Linked DNA regions of Homo sapiens: region 2 is linked to region 1. Evidence: chromatin loops called from intact Hi-C (ENCODE). Cell type or tissue: left ventricle myocardium inferior. All regions are shown on one strand. Links, peaks and the distances in the headings refer to the core of each region. The heading gives the core; the rest is flanking DNA.

Region 1 (11,078 bases), core at 2,042-7,041:
TTATTCATTAGCCTCTTTGCAAACTCACTAAAATAGAATAGTATTAAAGTATGAATATATAGAGAACAATTATTAGGTTCTACATATTTATTTAGGTAAACCAATGTTATTAAAATTAAAAACATGTGCCTGGCATATAAGTGCTTCTTCAGGAATTCTTTTTTGGATGCATAGTTATTATTTTTTAAACAAACTCAGATTTTCAAACACTGATTTTCTTCTCTGAACGGGCATTGCATTGTTTTAAACAGTAGCTCCTGGAATAATGCCACCTTTAGTATTTTAGACTTTCAAACAACAATTGGAATTGGATAAATGCTTTCAGCTGGGAGCACTTTCCTAATACCTTTGTAGGTAATGGGATTCTCTATTTGTGCTGGGTGACAAACGGACAGTGCCCTGGACAGACTGCCTACCCTCTGCAGAATCTACCAAAAAGTAGAGTTTTCCCATGAGACTGCTTGTGGTCCATCTAAAAATGAAAAAATAATCAGAGAAAATGCGCAAAGCCTTTTCTAACTACAGTTATGAAATGATGGCTTAAAGAGGTATTTAGAAAATAAGAGTGGAGTAATACAGAAACAAAATCTGAAGAAGAAAGTTTGCTTAGGAGCTGATGCTCTTTGTCTACAAACAAGAGGGTAAGGAGCTGGATCCAATTGAATTGAATTGTTTTTGTTTGCTTGTTTGTTTTCTTCCATTCAGTGCCTTTCAAACTGTTTTTTACTGGATGAAGAAACTCAACCAAGAAAATATATGTCGATTCTTGTATATGGGACAATATTAGCTGCTGTGATTTTTAATACTAGCATAAAATATAAGAATCTTTTTATTACTGTGATATTGTTTTTTCCTAAATGAATGCATAGTGTAACAATTGGTGTCAAAAAGCATTGAATTTTTTTCAGATGGATTAAGCTGGAATAATAAAGTATATCTATGAGATGATTTCTGTAAACTCTGACTTGCTGAGAAAAAAGTGAAAAAGCTTTTTCTGGAAGAAACATGGCAACTTAACCGTTATTAATCTGGACTAAATAAAACAGGAAACTGCTTCTTTACATTTCTAGTAATTTTTTCTGCTTTTCCAAACATTGTTAAGTTCTATGCAACTTGTGCTATTCAAGTAAAGATGATGTCAGTAATAAAATTACAGAATCTAATCAAGTGACTATTTTTGCTTTATTACAAAATTTATGTATTTAATTGGGATGTTTAATTGCTTAGTTTTTAGAACACTGAATTTTTCTTTTTCCAGACAACAGAGTGATATTTAATGAAGTGCTTATAAAGATAAATACGATGGTTCATCAAAGATAAAATAGTCATAATAACAAGATGGCATTTGAGTCAATGTGGAGTGGACTCTGCTTTGTAAATTATACTGCTTTTTAAAAGCATGACCTAGGTATTTACAATGGGGACATCTGAGAAGAGAAACTCAAGAGTCCTCAACTTACACAGCCAAGAATACACAATCATGTAGGAGAACTTGCCCTCAGAAGCATTTCTCTATTGACATTGCCATTTCTTTTCCTCCATCTAGTACTTCCATTTGCTCTATTTCACTAAAAAGTCACAGAATTAAGAGTGGCTGCTGCAACTCACTGGGCTTTCTCTGCTTAAAAAACCTTAATATCACATGGTATTAATACAGCTACATTAATAATTGAAAGATTCACTCAGCTGACCCTATGATTTTTCTAATTATTGTTAACTATCTGAATATTTGGAAATAATTGTATTTTTCCACTGACTTTTTCTCATTGCCTTGGGTACTAGAAGGTTTTTTTTTTTTTTTTTTTTTTTTTTTTAGATGGAGTTTCACTCTTGCTGCCCAGGCTGGAGTGCAATGGCGCGATCTTGGCTCGCTGTAACCTCTGCCTCCCAGTTCAAGTGATTCTCCTGCTTCAGCCTCCCGAGTAGCTGGGATTACAGGTGCATGCCACCATGCCCGGCTAATTTTGTATTTTTAGTAGAGACAGGGTTTCTCCACGTTGGTCAGGCTGGTCTTGAACTCCTGACCTCAGGTGATCCGCCTGCCTCGGCCTCCCAAAGTGCTGGGATTACAGGCATAAGCCACTGTGCCCAGCCGGGTGCTAGAAGTTTTAACATATAACTTCAGACACAACTGAGTAAATAGTTAGCTGTATATATTTTATTGTATTGTTATTTATATTATGTCGGCTTTGTGTCAGAAAGGATTTAAAGCACTTGTTTCAAGAATTGGTATGCTATATTTTTCAAAATCTGTGTATAAAAATAATTCCCATAAGTACCACTGTAATTTACTTTTCATGTGTATTACAAAATCAGTTATGTGTTCTGGTAAACATTTTGATCCCAAGAGGAAGCAGGATTACATTTAGAATGTGACAAATTTTAAAAATTAATTTTGTTGTAAAGAAATCTTTATAATGATATGCCATAAAGTTATTACTATGCATGTAAGGCCGCATACCATAGTGATTAAGAGCAGGTCCTTGGAGTTAGAGGCACAGTCTGAACTTGACTACAAAAGTTATCAGCTGTGTGATCTTGGGAAAGTAACCATTCTCAGCTTTAGTTACCACAGCTGTAAAAGGTGGATAATAATTATAGACTCTGTCCTGTTGTTGTGGTGAACATTTAGTGAGACGACTCACATGAGGGGCTGGCATAGGGTAAGTACTTACTCAATATCAGCTGTTCTCTTTGGCATAGCTCTGTTAGAGTGGCATGCCACAGTTACCTTCTTGAGAGCCACTAAGCGTGGGAACGGTAACAGTCCACAGAATTTTTGGAGATTGGTATGAGGAGGCTGCATTGGCTCCCAGCCCTCAGGGTTGACAGGGTGAAGGTAATGGCTTCTGGCTGTCTTTAGAGCTCCCAAAAGATATGAGAAGATGGTTCTAGTGATGACAACCCACTGTTCTGTCAGTGGAAATCTAGTTTTATGCCATCTTCATCATTCGTGGTGTAGTCTATCGGTGCCTGACACAAACGTCTAGAGTGGGGAAAATAACACCTTAAAGAAATAGAATATCTTAGGTCCATGATTTGCCTGCTGTGTTTATTATGTACCCCAGCAGTAAAATATTTTAAGTATATTTATTTGCAAATCATACATCTGTACATCTTTACTGATATGTACATGATAAACCTGTGCAAAAAATAACCTAAAAAGGGGTAAGATTAAAATGAAGAATTAGACAAAAGGTTTAAATGTTTTAAGGTAAGATTCAGCATCATCAACAGTGGGTATAAATCCATACTTCAAATAGCCTTGGTGGTTTAAAAATCCTCTGGTTGATTTACCTTTGGATTCATATCATCAGTGTTTCCGTCTTGTTTTGTGGCTGAGAAGAGGAGGAGCAGTGTCAGTTCTGCCATTTTCCTGTCAATGGTTTATGTCTGCCTTCTTGGAATCATATTTAATGAAAGGTTCTTTGCAGGAATATTTTTAAACCCCTTGTTCATTTGGTGAAGATTAGTTTAGTTAAAACTGGATTATATAATATATTTCAATCTAACTGAGCCAGACAAATTGTAACACATTTCAGGCCATGTGTGCTTCTAAGAGGGCCACTGTTAACCCCTCTGTGGTCAAGAGCTCCCCCTTCCCTGAGGTTACCTTGTGTGCTCAAGGCAGCTGAGTAACATAAGAAGAAGCAAGGGTGTTGATGCCAATGGTTACCCTATTAGTGAACTCATTTCTGATTGTTTGTATGAAAACAAATATGATTTCTGTTATAATCTTCTGACACCCCATTCCTTGGGGCACCACTGTCCTAGACTCTGAAATCACTGTGGTTCCTGCCATTTCTTGACCTTGACATTCTGTGACAGAATGAAGGAGACCTTAGGTTCAGTGGACTTCATTTTCTATAACTAGCTTTACTCTATTGATCACATAGTGGTATAGCTCTTCAGTGTTTGCAAATCAATGTTCACATATTTCTGTCATTTGAACTCAGCATCTTTATAGGGCAGGTAGAGAAGGTCTGATTCTGTCCATTGTAAAGATGGAAGAGATGAAACCACCAGTGTTGCTGACTGCAGATGGAAGATAATTGCGTAAGTTCACACAGCGGTAGACCTGGGTTTGAATTTGTTTTTGAAAGCAATATCATCCTGATTCTTTTCTATCATGTTAACACAATTTTTAAATGATATTCATATTCATCTGAATGGAGTAGAGACAGACAGTTATATAGTAGTTGCAAGTTTAGCTTTTAAAGAAACTGCCAAACTGTCTTCCAGAGGCTGTACTATTTTACATTCCCATTAGCAGTATAGGAGTGATCCTTTTTCTCCACATACTTGCCAACATTTCTTGTTGTTCTTATTAAAACCAAACAAGTGGTGCTGGGAATGCATTAAGAGAAAACATATATATTATTAATAGAATAAATAATAATCAATAGATAATGTGCAGGAAGGGGATTTGCATTTACGAAACATCTATTGTATCCTATGTTCTTTACACATATTATCCCTTTAATATAGTTCTATACTTGCAGGGACAGGTTTTGCATGTAAAGAAATTGAGGTTCAGAGATGTTAAATAATTTGTCTAAAGTACACAGCATTTAAATTGTAGAGTTTAAACCAAAGGGATCTGGTATTAAAAAATTCCAGGTAATGTTAAAATAAAACAATGCATTAAATTTGAAAGTCTTTCTGTTACTTTTTGTTCCAAATTGGATCTCTGTCTTTGGCTAAAAATCAACCATGACAACAAGAAATGTTGGCAAGTATGTGGAGAAACAGGATCACTCCTATACTGCTAATGGGAATGTAAAATAGTACAGCCTCTGGAAGACAGTTTGGCAGTTTCTTTAAAAGCTAAACTTGCAACTACTATATAACTCAGTTATTGTACTCGTCAGCATTTATCTCAGATAAATGAAGACTTAAGTTCACACAGAAATATGTGCATGAATGCTTACAGCAGCTTTAATAACAGTGAAAAACTGGAAACATCTCAAATATCCTTCAATGGAAAGACAAACTTAACCATTCTGTTAACAGTTAAGCATGTATGGTTAATCGTGGCACATGGAATACTACTTGGCAATAAAAAGGAACACATTGTTGATAAGTGCAACAGCCTGAATGGATCTCCAGGGAATTATGCTGGGTGAAAAAATCCAAACCCAAAAGGTAACACACTGTATGGCTCCATTTATATAGAATTCTTGAAATGACAAAATTATAGAAATGGAGAAAAGAAAAGTGCTTATCAGGGGTTAAGGAGCAGTGGGGTGGAAGAGAGGTGAGTGTGGCCATAAAAAGGCAACAAAATGGATGCTTATGATAATGGAAATTTTCTGTATCAATGTCAGTATCCTTGTTGTGATATTGTACTGTGTTTTTGTAAGATGTTACTATTGGGAGAGACTGGGTAAAGCGTGCATGGGATCTCTATTATTTCTTACAACTGCATGAGGATCTACAATTTTCTCAAAATAAAAAGCTTAATAAAAATGCCTACTGATCTTCAGGAAGTTCAGTTCCCTGTTTTCCATAACTGATCTGAAAATAGGGGAAGGACAATTGAGAATTTAGGAGTTGTAAACTCTGAGGCTGATTTTCAGCGAACTACTCAAATTATTCTGATTTTTCCCCTTGATTCTTATTATGGATTGTAGGACATTCTTCCTACTATTTTGGAGAAGAAAAAATGCCACCTCTCTATCATAGGACTTCTGTTTTACATATGATTTAAAAATCTATTAGCTGACTAATTTACACACTAGAAGATGAAACTTGGTTACATTAGATTCCATTGCCACAATTTATTTTAAAAATCAGAGTTCTCATCTTTCTTGTTTCTTCTTCCTGCCTTACTTTATTTTCTTTTTTCCTTATTCTATTTGAACCCATATTTTCCTATATTGTACTGTTTAGTCTAAAAACTAGTAAGCATGCATATTGTTGATTAAATTAGCAATTGACGCTCTTAAAATGAGAACTATAAAGACTCTTGAGCTTCCACACATTATGCTATGCTTGCCATATGCTTGGGTGTTCTTATTTTCGGAGAGAAGTAATGGAGATTATAAATGTTATTTTTAAAATTTACTGGTGATTTGTTGAGAAGATAAAGTAACAACACTATTACAGAGGGTTGCTCTTGATCTCCCAGGCCACCAGTGCAGTCACCGAGCCCTCTGCAAACACCTGATAATGCTGAAGAGTGTGTTAGTCATTGTAGAGGAGCTGCTGTCATGACAAATAGGGGTTAAATTGTGAGAATTTCAGGATATATTTTGGGGAAGGATTAAATAAATCAGGGGACTTGCTGACAGCAAATAGTATCTTTGATTTGAAACACAGAATCAGAGAATTGAGATGAATCCCAGGTGGTGGTTGGGAGTTTGAAAAAGTCCCAGTGAGTTGGCTGACTAAGTGTAGACTTCATTTCAACATCATTAAATAGTCTTTAAGTGGTGACTTAATAATTGTTGCCCCAAGAAAAGATTTTGCTAAATACAGAGGTGGAATTAAGTATATTAATCCAAGAAACATTTTATTTAAATGATTTTCCTAACAGTAAGGTTGGAAGGCCCTAGAACTGCTTCTAGGAGCTTGAAGTGCATTTAATAGTTAACTGTCAGAATGAAAAATGAAATTTTAAATTTCAACAATGCAATTAAGTTCTTATTTTCTTATGATAGTGAATAATAAATTTCATTCAAGGACGCCATTGGCAGATGTTGAAAAGAACCATTTTCACTCCACTAGCTTGCAGTGGACTAAGAGGTAGCAGGAAGGGAGATTGGTACTACAGATCCTGAAAAAACAAAACAACACAAAACAAAATCCACACCACAAATGGACACTTCCAGATGCTTACCAACAGGAAGTGCCTTGGAGGACAAGGGCTGTGAGACAGGTGAACTCTAGGGAACAAGAATTCCTAGTTCCATGTCTGTTTACAAGAATTTGTCATGACTGGTTCACCTCACTTTATAGTTTCCTCAGACCAAAGAGACAAAGAAAAAGCAAAAAACAAAAACAACAAAAATTCTGAAACGAATGGACAATACAACCAAAACTTTAATATGAACCAAAACAAAAATTGGGCTGATTTTATGAGGTTGACTTAAAGTCAGGAAAAGAATGATAAACTTTTGAGAGGAAGAAAGAAATCATCAAAGCCACGAGGAGCTCAAAGTGGTGTTTAATAGCAGCTATCACATTGCGCCCGAGCCTTGACCACTTCTGACGCAGCTGTTTCGTTTTAAGATGTTCCCATTCCTGTTCCACTCACACAGTCCTCCACAGTGACCTGAGTGCACGCACCCAAGCCGGCAGGCCACTCTAGAAAACCGTAAACCCCTCAGAGAGTCACTGCAGGAATAGGGGAAATGGAAGTGATGAAATTCAATATAGCATTTAGCTGAATCATCATCTGAGGTTAAGCCCAGTGAACAATTAGCAGTATCGGGAGTCTCCTCGTACCTGTCAAAATCGCACCGACGGGATTTTGTGCAAAGTATGTATGTGTGTGGAAGTTGTTTTTTATGTTTAATAGCAATGGACCTGGGGTAGTAATTTAGATACAACTTTTTAAAAAAAATACTAAAGGGCAAGTGTGGTGAGAAGCTTCTTACTCAGGAGGATCTTTTCAAACATTGCAAAACATCAGGCCTTGAAATAATTCATTTTATTAAGTAGCGCACTCTTGTCTTTTCATTCACAAAAGGAGGATGATTTATTATACAGATAAATGCTTGCATAGGATGATGAACACCTGTAGGAATGCATGATATTCTGGAAGTTGATCAAGGTCCACTGTACACCAGTAATTAGAGGTCATGATGATGATAATAATAATAATAATAATTAATAATGGCACATACTATGTGTCAGCTCCTGTTCTAACTTCGTTTCTCATATTAACTTATTTATTTTTCATGATTAGCCACTAAGATACAATTATTATCCCTGTTTTGTAGACAAGGAACTGAGTGAAGCTCAAAGAAGTAACTAGGATCACACTGTCACACAGGCAGGAATGAAACCCATGCAGATTGGCTCCTTAGTGTGCTCTCTGATCTATTATCATTCATCACATATTTACTGAGCATCTAGTATATGAAAGGTATTAGGCTTTATGCAGGCAATACTTTAGCGAAGCCAGGGAGATGTCTCTGCCTTCTTTGAGCTTATAGCTTGGTGGGCAAAAAGCTAATGGTTTAACTGTATAAAAAACTTGATGTTGTGAAATGATATATGCCAATGTTTGCATGGTATGATGATTTTGATTAAGCACCATAATAAAAATAGGGAGCCTGGGTCTCACACAGCCTTGATTGTCTTCTTCCTTCTGCTCCCCAGTGGAGTGCGTAGGAAGGTCACACCCTCAATGTCAGGCTCCTTCACTGTTCTCAGTGAGTGTCTCAGGTTGTAGGCTACATGAGCAGGTTTGCACCTGGATATGATTGTGGCAGTAACAATAGATGTGACTATACACAGTGGCAGTGGCAGTAGGGGTGGGAGTTGGGTGATGGGATGATCTTAGAATGCAGTGTTGGTATTAACTCAGTTTTGTTTTGTTTTGATGTACAGCCAGCCATACGACTCTGGAATATGACTCTGGGTTTACCAACTTGGGGATGGCCCGGGGATTTAGGAGATGGCCCCAATGGCTCTCCTCTTTTTTAGAAAGGACTGTTCAAGTTCCTTTTTTTTTTCTTTTTAAACAGGATCTCGTTTTGTCACCCAGATCGGGGGCAGTGGTGTAATCTCAGCTCACTTGAACCTTTGCCTCCCTGGCTCAAGTGATCCTCCTGCCTCAGGTGTGAGCCACCATGCCAGGCTAATTTTTGTATTTTTTGCAGAGACGGGGTTTCACCATGTTGCCCAGGCTGGTCTTAAGCTCCTGAGCTCAAGTGATCCATGTTTCTGCCTCCCAAAGTGCTGAGATTACGGTTTGAGCCACCACATCTGGTTTAAGCTATTTCTTCTAAAGATATAGTCACATCTATTATCTTTGACCCCTGCCTAAGCAATTCTGTTCAGATCTTAAGACTATTTCTTCCCGGGATTCAAACTCAGAGTTAAGTAGAGTCAACTATATGAGGTATATGTGAGGTTAATTTTTGAAACTTTTATTTTTAATTTCATCTGGGATCTCCTCTAGGGAAGACCACTTTATGATTATGGGTTGCATTCCCAAGTTCAGTTGATTGAATTTATTCATACATTATTTAATAAATGTTTATTGAGACTGAAAATAAACTTGAAATCCTAGAATTCATTGGTTGTCTTAAAAATTCTAAATATGAAATGCTAACTTTAGCTTCATGAGTATTTAGAATAGAAAATAAATAATTCAAAAATTGTTCAGGAAAAAAATCCATGATTTATTCTACTCTGGAGGAGCATATTCAATTTAAAACATACCGATTCGTATAAACTTATTGGTAATGAGGCGATATACTTTTTATGAGAACATATCAAACCATAGACATTGAGATCCAGCATCTCCTGAGTGAGTAAAATGTCAGGGTTTTATTGATACTAATGATAATGGGAGTGACATATGTGCATAGAGTAAGTCCATGGTTGAAAGCCTGGCTGATTAGGCGCTGCGTTCTGTGGTTTTTGCCACTTGTGTGTGATTAAACCCTGCAGAATAGAGTCTGTTGCCATGTATTTGGTTCGTGAAGAAAACTAGTAAAGTGATATTGAATGAATGATTCAGTTTCTCAAAAGGGTAGACTATTGGCCTAACACCTTCCTAACTTGGAGCTGTCAACGTGTTTAGTTTGGTTCTAATGGGAGCTAGGCTGGAGAAGAGAAAAGTTTTGTGAGAAAGGTTATGTGATATTAATAAGAACCACATTCCGTTTGATGTTTTCTCAAATGATTTTTTTTATCTTCCTAAGAAATTGAATGATTCAAAAATAATAAATCTTCCTTTTCTATGGCCCACAAATGATCAACATTTTGGATGATCAAAACAATTTTGTCTTTAAGATATCACAACTTCTAGTGCCTCTTTATTTGCCAGTGCTGATTTACAGCAGAAAGTATCACTTCATATTTTTTCCAAGCATCAAAGTCATGTGTTTTACAAATATTCACAAGTGCTTAAAATCCATGAACCTCTCTCTGTATTCCTATTTTTTTATTCTTCTATAAGTATGTATTTAAATTGGTTAAACAGATGGCTTTCTACTTTTGAAAAAAAAAAACCCACTAAGAATATTCACCTCAAGATGGAGAACTCATAGGTTAAATTTCATTCTGGAATGCACGTTTACAACCAGGTAATTAACCTTTGAAAATGAGGGTACTCGAAGGAAACAAGGAAAATCTTAACAAGATGATCTCACTAACGCTGGTGTGTTAGACTTCTCAGAAGTAGAGATGCCCCAGAAGTTTAACAATGAAAAACTTTAAAATATTTTTAAAAACATAGTTAATCTTTGTAGCTTTCCAGTTTTCGTCCTTTATTACGATAACCTTAGGAGGTAAACGCTTCAAGGGGTGTATCCTTATAATCATAGGAATTGGTACACAGATTTTGGTGGAAAGATGGAGGTGTCAACATTAACCAGTCAACATATATTTGTTGACTGCCTACCACATGCACAAGTCTCTTCCATGCTTGCGAAGAGATACAGTGATGTGCAATGTGTAGAATCTGCCCTTCATGAGCTTTTGATTTAGTTAGTCTGAGAAGGAATAGATCAGTGAAAAGTTAAAAGGAATAATAGATGGAGTGTTGAGGCAGTCCATGATTGTTATCTGAGACATTGAGTTTACAATGCTAAGTTAAAAGAATGAGAGATCACTATGGGATAGAATGGACAGGAAGAGTTCCTCTCCTTGAAGCTTGCATTAAGCCATAAAAGACAAAGCAATTTTGGAAATGCAGAATTTGGAGATATGAAGAAAGAATAATTCCCAGAAAGGGAGAAGAGTTTTGGAGCCAGACAGATCTGGGTTCAAATCTTGGTTCTCTTGTTCTCTAGCTGTGTAATCTTGGGAAGTTACTTAGCTTTTATGGACATCTTCTATAAAAAGGATATGATAGCGACTATTTTGTTAATTTTTTAGGATTAATTGAGATAATATAT
Region 2 (11,078 bases), core at 3,274-8,273, 200 kb after region 1:
ATTAACTGGGCGTGGGGGCACGCACCTGTGGTCCCAGGTACTCAGGCGGCTGAGGCAGGAGAATCACTTGAAACTGGGAGGCAGAGGTTGCAGTGAGCTGAGATCATGCCACTGCACTCTAGCCTGGGCAACAGAGTGAGACTCTGTCTCAAAAAAAGTAAAATAAAGTAAAAATAAATAAATAAATAAATAAATAAGAATGCTTTGAAATTCTGTGAGCAAGTTGAGCCTCAGTGTTCTTCTATCTCATACTTTTTTTATGCATTTACTTTTATGAGTAAGTTTTATAATTATCTTAGATTTCAAGATAGTTCTGTTGCGATTTCACTAATTGCTTCAACATTTTATATTATTTTGAGAAAGAAATGTCATTGTTATGAACTGCATCGTTTTCCACAATATCCCAAATTTTTATGTTGAAGTCCTAACTCCCAGTACCTCAGAATGTGACTGTATTTGAAGACAGGGCTTTTAAAGGAGTAATTAAAATGAGGTAATTAGGGTGAGCCCTAATCCAATGGGACATTAGTCCTTCTAAGAAGATAAAATTTAGACATAAGTAGGTACAGAGGAAAGACCAAGTGAAGACACAGAGAGATGATGGCCATCTACAAACCAAGGAGAGAGCCTCAGAAGAAACTCCCCTTGCTGATACCTTGATCTTAGACTTCTGCCTCCAGAACTGTGAGAAAATAAATTTGTATTGTTTAATCCTCCCCATTCTGTGGTACTTTGTTATGGCAACCCTAGCAAATGAATATAGCCATCGTCACATTTTAGTGTTTTCCCATGTAGGAAAGTGTTGGCTTTTTACTTACTCAGGCCTTTCCTAGGTTCTTTAGTTTAAGTGTTTTCTTCAAGTACACGTTAATATTTCTTGTTAACCTTGTCTTTATTCATTGCTTTTTGTTTTTCTTGTGATTTAGATGTTTTTTCTTACATATATATGAATATATGTACACACACATAGGTACACACACACACACACATATTTTTAGAGAAGTGTCTGACTCTATCATCTAGGCGACAGTGCAGTGGCATTATCATAGCTTCTCATAACCTTGAACTCCTGGGCTCAAGCGATCCTCCCACCTCAGCCTCTCAAGTAGTAGTAGTAGGCATTTATCACTACACCTAGCTAATTTTTGTTTTCCCTTATGTTTATAATTGATCATTGATTTTGTATATTTATATTTTATCTGGCTACCTTACTGTACCTTCTTATTAGTTTTAGCAGTTTTTCAAGTGATTGTCTTGGAGATTTTAGGCAGGCAAATATATATAATATGCAGATAAAGGCAGTTTTGCTTTGTTTCTTTCCTTCCAGTACATACATTTCACTTTTATTTTAATGCATTGACAGGAATGCTCCAGGATTAGCTTGAAAAACAATAAAGATAGTGAGCATACTTGCCTAGCTCATGATCTTATTTGCTGATGCTTAACTATGGTATTTGTAACAGGTTTTGACATAATTTTCAAGTTTTTAGAACTTTTCCAGGGCTCTTTATTCTCTTCTTATCAGCAATAGGAATTGTAGGAACTGCTTTACCAGCAGCTTATAAAATAATTTTATGGGTTTTTCTCTTTTTATATATTAATAGAGTGAATTACATGGCTAGATTTCTAAATTTAAATCATCTTTAGTTTCCAAAAATAAACCTGTTTGTTCATTGTGTGTTCTTCTTAAAATTTGCTACTGGGTTGGAATTATTAACATTTTATTCATGAATTTTTTTTTAGAAAGTGTGTGCCTGTGGGTTCAATTTTTCAAGTCATTGTATGACTGAAGGTGATTTTTTCCTGTTAATTTGAATTATAATTTAGCTGGGTATAGAATTGTAAGTTTAAAATAACTCATTATATTCTGATATCCACTGCTGTAGATGAGGAATCAGAGGCCAGTCTAATCCTCTCAGCTAAAAAATACTTAAGAAAAACCTCATTTGATATGTATCACAGCAAAAATGGATTAGATGTTTTTGAGATTCCATATAAACTATTTTGTTGTGTCTTATTTATTTATATATTTATTTATTTAATTAATTTAGTTTTTGAGACAGAATTTCTCTCTCGTGCCCAGGCTGGAGTGTATTGGGGCAATCTTGGCTTATTGCAACCTCTGCCTCCCAGGTTCAAGCGATTCTCTTGCCTCAGCCTCCCAAGTACCTGGGACTACAGGCTTGTGCCACCACGTGCGACTAATTTTTGTATTTTTAGTAGAGACAGAGTTTCACCATGTTGCCCAGGCTGGTCCCGAACTCCTGAGCTCAACTGATCCATCCACCTTGGCCTCCGAAAGTGCTGGGATTACAGGCATGAGCCACTGTGCCCGGTCTTGTTTTTGTGTTTTTATGTTCTATTATTTTCATTGTAATATGTTCTTACTAGATATGGTAAAGTGAGAAAACTAAATTTCATCTTTTTATTCCATCAGTATAATTTAATAAGTGAGCACTAAAGTCAGACATAAATTATAAATAAGAAATTCTTACTACTAAATGGGAAGCAGGTTAAGGAATAAACCACTTTGTCAATAGCAGAAGTAAGAACATAAGCCAGGTGTCTGAATTATAAGATGTTTGGAATTCTTCTTTGGAAAGGGTTTGCTATTACAAGAAAAACTTGGACCTTTTGCTCAAATGATAAAGGGACCTTGGCAGTTGTTTAAATCTCTAGGGGCAAAGCCACCCTAAAATGCACAGTTACTCTGAGATTTGTTTGTTCTCTCTATTGATCTGCTAGGCTTGGGATTTTCAACTATTAAAAATATTAAGCTCTCTTAAAAATCATTATCTACCTATATTTGAGTGGTATGTATGTAGTATATATGAACACACACACACACACACACACACACACACACACACAAACTCTGGAGTCTCTATTCCTTCCCAGTGATACTTAACTTATTTACACTACAAACTCAATTTTTCTGTTTATTTTCCATATTTTTGCTACCAATCTCTTTGGGAGTTATCTGTTGGCTGTGAATTTACTGAATTTGAAACTGAGATTATACCCAATAAGGATTTTTATTTATGAATTAATTGGTTTCTGGAGTTTTCAAATAAAGCACGAATCTGATGGTCATATTGCAAGTTGCCCTGCAGGTCTTCCTGCAAAAGAAATGTGATGATTTAAAGGGATGATGCCTGTTGGATGAAATTGGCCATTTCAAAATTCTTCCCCTCATGTGTCATCTTATTTCAGTTGTTATTATATTCAGAGCCTTGCATGTCCACTTAATAGCACTGTGCAGAAAAACATTTCCAAGTAAACACAGTAATGTTCATCATTTGTTTCTTAGGAGAGTCAAAGTGACTAATTTAAGTAATAGAAATACATAATTATAGGGAGAGAAAAGTTTTCTTTTGCTACTTTAGTATAATTAATAACAGAATGAGTAGCATCACATAAAAAATTAAAGATAAAAATGGCACATAGGTTTTATTACTTTTAAAATATATTTATTGAATGATCTAGACCTATTCTTCATTTAACTGACACTGAATAGGGTCATTTAGGTATAAGATGAACTGTCATCTTTTTGGATTTGTAAAATCAGTATCCATTGGGGGAAGATCTTTTTAGAATGTATGTAAGTATATTACAGTTCTGCTATTACTGGGCCATCAGATGCAATTTGGCACAGCATGATGTTTCCACAGTTGCTCCAAGTTAACAGTGATTGTAGAACCCTTAGTGATTGGCTAAGGTTATTTTTAAACCTAATTCTAGATAACTCAGAGAAGTGCTGTTCTATATTCCACATGGTAATCTCAGCAACATTTGGCATCGAGGATTTATTGCATACCATAACTCTGGCTTCACTGTGAATCTCTTTTACCATCAAAACACTGAAAATAGAACCTCGAAGCAAAGGGACGGCCATGCTATTTTTCATTAGAAAGATCACACCTTATGCATTCAGGAGTTCTCTGTTGCATGATATAATTTGTTTGCTTACTTGTTTATTGAGGAAAACGTCTTTGCATCCGTGAAGCTTTGATGTAATTGACCACCTCCATCTCAGATGTTAGGTTCTGTCGTTGTTGAAACCACCCTATGTGTAAGTTTCTGGGAAATTCTTGGGAGAACTCTGTATTCGTTTAACTTGATGACAAAACAGCAACATGCTAAATAATGTGATTAAAGTTGTTAAAAGCCAAAATAAACACTTATAATTATCTCAAGAAAAACGGTGTCAGGCAAGTGCAGGCTCTATAAAGCGGGACTCCGTGTGCGTCTTTCAGGTCCTGCTGCACAATAGATCATAGTTAAAGGTCTGTTAACAGACCTCTGACGGCTGAGCTGGGTAGCTTGTGGTTTCCTTCGAAACCTATTGGCATAATGTGAATTTATGTGTGAGGTGCAAATTGGAAGTTACCTTCTACTGGTGCCCTTGGCAGAACAGAAATCATACTGTAGGGCTAGCAGCAGGAAGTACATGGCTTTGAAATTACCCAGCAGGGTTTCTGCTCGCTGCCCTTGTTGCTTCTGAGACAGGGGCCTTATATTGTCTGGTCATGATTAAAATCAAAGTGTAGGCTTCTTTGCTGGGTGCCAGTAAACTTAGGTGAAAAGCAGAAACAATCTGGGATTTTAATTATTTTAAAATGCAATGTGGGCAACAAAAGAAGATGAAAGCATTTTTGACTAATCTATGCCAATTATTCCACATAAACGGATTTGCCAAAAAAGAGGCCCGTAGAGAGAGAGTAAGCTTGCCTTTACAAGAGACTTCATAACATATCTCACAGCTATAAAATAGATCTGTGGCACGTATGCTGTTCTTCTGAAATTCATTGAGAAAAGTGCCTGAACATTATGATACTTCTGGGTGAGTAGAGAAAGACAGATGTGCTTTTTACCTTATTCCAAATACAAGATGCTACATATTTATGAAATAAGCCTTTAAAGCATGGAAGATAATTTCCTGGTTAATAACTTACTGACTTAAAGTAGTCCATCTAAAAGGCGATATCTTGGTGTTATGCTTAAGATTTGCCTCATTCCACAGTCAGGTTGGACGGATACTTCCCATTGTGCTATAATTCCCAGAGGTGGCAGAGTTGGATCTTCTCTCTTCAACTTCTTTTTCCATGAAGAGTATAAAGAGATGAGTCATAGGGTCAGAGTTCTCTGTCTCTAATAATTTGGGAGGAAGTCAATAATAAATAAGATATAGGGAGTGCAAACTTAGCATCATATTGTACCAACCAGTAATTAAATAAACAGTAGTCACAACCAGAAGTTAATATGTAGGTTTGTTTGTTTTTTAAAAAAGCACCCAGTGTATAAGTGGTGGGAGTTTATGCATTAAGTTAACGAATATTTATTAAGTGCTTGATATGTGGTAGGCACTGTGATAAAGACTGGGGATATAAAGGTAGACCAGATTTTCAAGGAAGATAGAGAAATAAACAATTATTTACACCTGTTACTCTGGAGACTGACAAGGGCCAAGCTAAGGAAGTACATGTGCTGAGGTGGTAACCTGTGGTTATTACCTACCCCACAGCTGGTGCTCAGCCACAAAGAGAGATGTGAATATTACATTTCTATCACAATTGGCATATATGGATTTTTTTAAAGACATAAGAAGAGGAAAAATCTATTGCTTTGATTGAAAGATTGGATGTGTTTTTAGGAAAATTGAGTAGGGAGGTCCATTTCTTTCCTTTGAAAATTTATTTGCGGTCAATTTATTATGATACTTCAAACCATTTAGCCATAGCAAAGAGCAGGTGTGTAGAAACTCTACAAAACCTCGACGAATCCTGTGGTCCCCTGAAAAAGGCCTGTGTCTTATCTGATGAACACTGCTCAGGCTCAAGTCTCTTGAGCGTCAAAACTGCTCAAGCAAGGGGGAAATCCAGATTTTATATCTCCTTCCACTTGAATTTCTGGATAAGAATGAGAGAAATCCGCAAAATCCAGTTACGTTAAATAGCTTTTACGAGTATCTTTTTGGAATGCTGTCAGTTGTAACTTCGTTTTGTCTGCCAGGTATAAGCATGGAAGATTCAAGCTGCTCCTGGCTGTAAGAAGTTAATGTGGAATTTTGCTGCTTGAAATTTAAATTGGGCTACAAAAATTAGCTCCCACTGGTGGAAACAACTTTCTTTTTAGTATGAGAAGTTGTTTGAAGCTTTTTTCTCCCCCAAAGTCTCATCGTGATCAGGCTTTAATATTGCTCTCAAACCAACCTTTAATTTAATAAGCAGAGTAATTTTGTTCAGGAAAATTTTCCATGACATTTGTTGAATTAAATGTACATACTCAGTATTCCATCCCAGCAGCACCACCTATTGTTGTCTTGTAGCTTTTCTACTAAACTTCACAAGAATCTAATTCACTCATTTCTCTGAGTATCTCTGTGAGATATTCAACATACATTTTACAGGTTATAAGGGTTAAGCATTCCAGTTGTGTTGTGGTGATGTTTCTAAAGTCATAAATCTGTAAATAAAATGAATGCAGGATGGTAGACTTTTAATTGGTGAAAGGACACTGAATAGAGAGGCAAAATGCTTTAAAATATTTATGGATATTAAACAATGTTTGGAAAATAAGATTCAAGTTATACCTGTATGTTTTAAAAGTTCTACTCACTACACACTATGATTCTACAATTAACAGCAGAATTGTATTGGAATAAGATAAGAAAGACTAAATGATATTATTTTGTGCCAATTGTTATTGTAATTAGAATATTATGTATTGATTTATTAAATATAAGTGGCTTTTTTTCCAGCGAGGTTTTAAAATCCACTTATAATAAAAACATAGGATTTGCATTTACAGGTAGAAAATGAAAATCGGTAAGTGTCAAGATGGGGTCCACTATGTAATTTTTTCAGCATTATTTCCAGAAGAGAGGTAGGATTGGGAATTTTAGTCTTTATTTGATATTTACATATACTTATATGAACGTGAGTCATTGCCTGTGTTTTCTGTAAGCCATCTTTACTTCAACCATGTAAACCATACGAAGCATTTTAGGAAGAATGTAATAAGCACCATATGGAGATGGAGTATTTTCACACCTGTTATGTCATTTGATCTTCCCTGCAATTCTCTAAGGTAGGTAAGGTGGCTTTGGGTCCTTGGCCTCTTCTTTTCTCACTATGCACATTCTTGAAATTTCATCCACTTCTATAGATTCAATTACCATCTCTACACAGATCATTTCAAAATTTGTACCTATGTTCCTTACATCTCTCCCAACCTCTAGAAAAAAATGTATACATTTGGAACTTCCACAAGCATCTAAAACTCAGCACAAACTTGTTTCCTGCCAAAACGACGCATCTTCCTATACTCCTTATCTTAATGAATGCCCTACCGTCTGCCTAGTTGCCCAAGCCAGGGACCTAGAAGTTATCTTAGACTCTCGCCTTTTGCTTGTCCTCTTCACTCACTCAGTTAAGACTATTACATTTCCTCAGTATCTCTGAATTCCACCCTATTTTGTTCAGGCCCTATCATTTCTCACCTGGCTCATTATAATACCTCTTACAACTACTAATTTGACATTCTCTGCTGCTAGAGAGACCTTTCTAAAATTTAAGACTCTTAGTAAAATACTTCATGGGTGGTTTCTCATTACTTTTATGATGAAGTACAAATTTTTACACAAATAATATGATGCCATTTAAAATATATGACCCATGACAAATTTCCCAGTTTCCTATCTTACCTCTCCCTGATCATACTCGTTGTTCTTACCAAATAGATGTTTCATTCTCCCAACGTGGCAGTCCTAAGGGTGATTCCTTATTTGAAAATCTATTAATAAAAGTCATCTTATGATTAGAAATCAGGAGCCAAATCCTATAATCATCTACATAGATGCTGAATGACATTTAAAAAAAATTAATACCCATTCATGTTAAAAACAACAAATTAGGAATTGATAGAGAATTTAATATGATAGTACACATAACCATCAGACCAAAATGAACATCTTAACTGATGAGGAACATAAAGTCAAGACCAAGAAAGGACAGTGGGTATCTCAATTGTTATTTAGCTTTGAATTGGAAGTATTAGCCAATGTCATTAGATAAGAGAAATTGGAGGCATGAGCATTGGAAATGAAGAGATTAAACTACCTCTGTTGCAGATGTTATGATTATATATCTTGAAAACAAAAAAAAACTGTGAAAAACTACAAATAGGAGAATTTAATAAAATAGCAAGATATGTAACTAACATAAAATCAATAGTTTTTGTGGGAAATCAATAGTCTTACTATTTGTATATAATGGAGAAGCAGACTCCATACATGATAACAAATAAAATAGAATAAAAGGAAAAAAGCAAAATAAAATTCCTAGGCATAAAACTAATACAAATGTTTAAAACCTATATGAGGAAAACTATAGACATGCCTGAAAGACATAAATATGTCCTTAAATAGAAAGATATAAAATTAGTCACGGCAAGCTGACTCAGCCTCAGAAACATGTTAATTCTTCCTAAATTAGTTATTCATTTAATTCAATTCCAATAAAAATAGCAGAAGTTTTTCCCCTCTGGAGCTACACAAATTGGTTATAAAGTTCATATGGAAGAATAAACACGCAATACCAATCAGGAAATTTTGTAAGAAGAGAAGCAATGTATTTCTTTTTCTAAAATATATTAAAAAGCCTCTATAATTAAAAGGTTGTGGTATGGGCACATGAGTAGACAGAAAGACCAATGGAACCACACAGAAAATCTGGTAAAGCAGCTAACATACAATATTGATAAAGATAACCTCTGATAATAGAGGGAAAGTATGTTCTTAATCAGTAAATGGCTTTGGAACACCTGGATAACCATATGAAAAAAAGATAAAATTACATCCATTTATCACACCATATGGTAGATATCCAAATGGATCAGAGATCTAAATGCATGAAATATTTCAGGAGCAATAAGGAAAAAAGTGATAAATTTGACACAGAGTAATATTCTGAACACATAAAATGCTTCAAAGAATTGAGAAAAAAGGCAAAACCTTAGAGAAAATGGGGAAAAAATACAGATAGTTCTCAGAAAAAGAAATAAAAATGACCCTCACACATAGAAAAATATACTGAATATATGAGAAATGCAAATTAAAACTACACTGAGATAACACTTCTCACCCACCTGACTGGCAGAGATCCCAAAATTTGTAAACTATACTCTGTTGTAGAGGTTTTGATGAAATAAGTATGCAAAGTGGTATCAGCTTCAATGGGTTTGGGGGTGGGAGGATTTAGCATTATTGAGCAAAACTGCATATACATTTACCCTTCAATCCTGCAACATGAATTCTAGGAATCTGTTCCAAAAATGCAAAGTGACATATGGTCAAGACTGTTCCTCATAGAATTACTTATAATACTAAAAGATGAAATAGCTTAAATATCGATAAGAGACTGGTTCAATAAACTAGAGAACATTGACACATGGAACACAGGCCCTTTTTTGCTTAACAAAGGTGTCTGAAATGCTTGTTATTTTCATTATATTAAAAGGAGTCATTAGAATGGTTATCTATCAACCTAAAGCCTCAACCAATTTCCTAAAACACAGTGAATAACATATATGTAATAAATGATCATGTAAAGATGTAAAATGCCTAAAAAATCCACCTCTTAATAACCAATTACTGTGGTTGTTAACAGTCACCTTATATGGCGACTTCCGGGGAAAGTGCCTTTTCTTACCTTCAGCAGCAGCCTTCCTGAAGCATATGCCCTTTTGAAAGTCCATGTAGGCTTTGCCATTTTGACAACTGTGTATGGAGACTCAAGACTTTATCTGACATCATTTTGTTTAAAAAGTTGTATTGAGGTTTGAGGACACGAATATGTATTCTACCTGTATTAACTGGCCAAAAAATAAAGTTGTATTGGAGAGGTGTCTGTGGGTTTGAATGCTAAAACTTACAGTTTGGGATACTAAAAATCGAAAGGTAGAAAATATTAATGGGGGATGTTCTGCAGGGCATATGGTATGATTCATCATAGAATAGAATCAGAGAGATTTCTGCATGCTCCTTTTGAATGACATTCAGAATTCATCTTTAATGGAAAAAAGTAAGGTACAGAACAGAGTGTAGAAGCGTGTAGAGTGAGCTACTTTTTGTGTAACAGAGGGTCAAGGAGTGATAAAAGTGTATAGCATTTTCTTACGTTTTCAAAAGAATTAGCATGAGGTTACCTATAAGGCAGGGATGACTTTGGAGCTATGTAATGTTTTACATAACTGTTTTACATAACTGACAATCAAAATGAAAATCAAATTAAATCAAAAGACAAAAGAATCTAAAGTCATACAGAAGGGGTGCCGTAAGGTTGGAGACTCTTCTGAGGAGCGGGCACTGCCTGGCAGGGACTGCACCTCTGAAGGTACAACGAAGCTGGTTTTGGGGCTCTTGCAAAATGGGCTGGAGACTGGAATCACGTTCCAGGGTGAAGGGTGGTTACTGAGGCAAGAAAGGGGAGACCGCCTGCAAATGAGAACAAGTCCTTTCTCCCTCCTTCTGCCGTTCAGTCTCTCTAGCGCCCCCTCTTGGCAGATCCTAAAGAAAGCTGATTGCAATGCGGAAACTGGAGCTGCAAGGCCCCAAAAGCAGGAAGAAAGGGTTTGGGGCTGGGGGGCAATAGCTTAGTAACTAACATGATTGGTAAAATTGAAGGCCAAGAGTTTACTTGTGACAGGGAGAATTTACAAGGAGGCTCTAGGAACCAAATGACACTGTAACACAAGGTTTTTCAGTACCATTGAAGGCTGACACAGGCAAAATGACTTTCAAATGAGATAATGCAAGTGAAATGGCCTCAGATTTATAAAGTACCATGCAAGTAGGAAAATAATAGTTTTAATGTTGATGCTTTAACTTCACTTTTAACTATGATGGGGATATTTGATAAAAGAAAATTTGTGAAGCCAAAGATAATCATGAGATAAATTATGAAAAGATGTTTATTAGTTTTAGAAACAGAAATAATAGTTTGCCTTACTTTCTCTAATTGAGGCAATTTTATTTTAATTTGGAGGTTTTCAAAAGGACACACACTTTTATTAGTTTT

What was found. A loop is a pair of places that touch in the nucleus more often than their neighbours do. Peaks named below come from ENCODE experiments on the same cell type or tissue, not always from the same donor. Only the 100,000 strongest peaks of a DNase experiment are listed, where the experiment ranks them.
Region 2: it touches region 1 in a loop (2.9-fold over the local background); 26 of 110 quality-filtered maps call a loop at or near these places.

What each region holds. Positions count from the first base shown.
Region 1 is chr4:173,540,770-173,551,847 of GRCh38, forward strand. The region is part of intron 2 of HAND2-AS1 (HAND2 antisense RNA 1); the gene reads left to right. Among named protein-coding and RNA genes, the nearest start is that of HAND2-AS1, 16 kb to the left of the region's middle. In left ventricle myocardium inferior, for the core only: no CTCF peak of the experiment used is centred there; no DNase peak of the experiment used is centred there; H3K4me3 peaks cover 22 bases; H3K27ac peaks cover 4,909 bases.
Region 2 is chr4:173,742,250-173,753,327 of GRCh38, forward strand. No RefSeq gene overlaps it. Among named protein-coding and RNA genes, the nearest start is that of LINC02269, 150 kb to the right of the region's middle. In left ventricle myocardium inferior, for the core only: a CTCF peak has its summit at 6,324; no DNase peak of the experiment used is centred there; H3K4me3 peaks cover 2,563 bases; H3K27ac peaks cover 3,066 bases.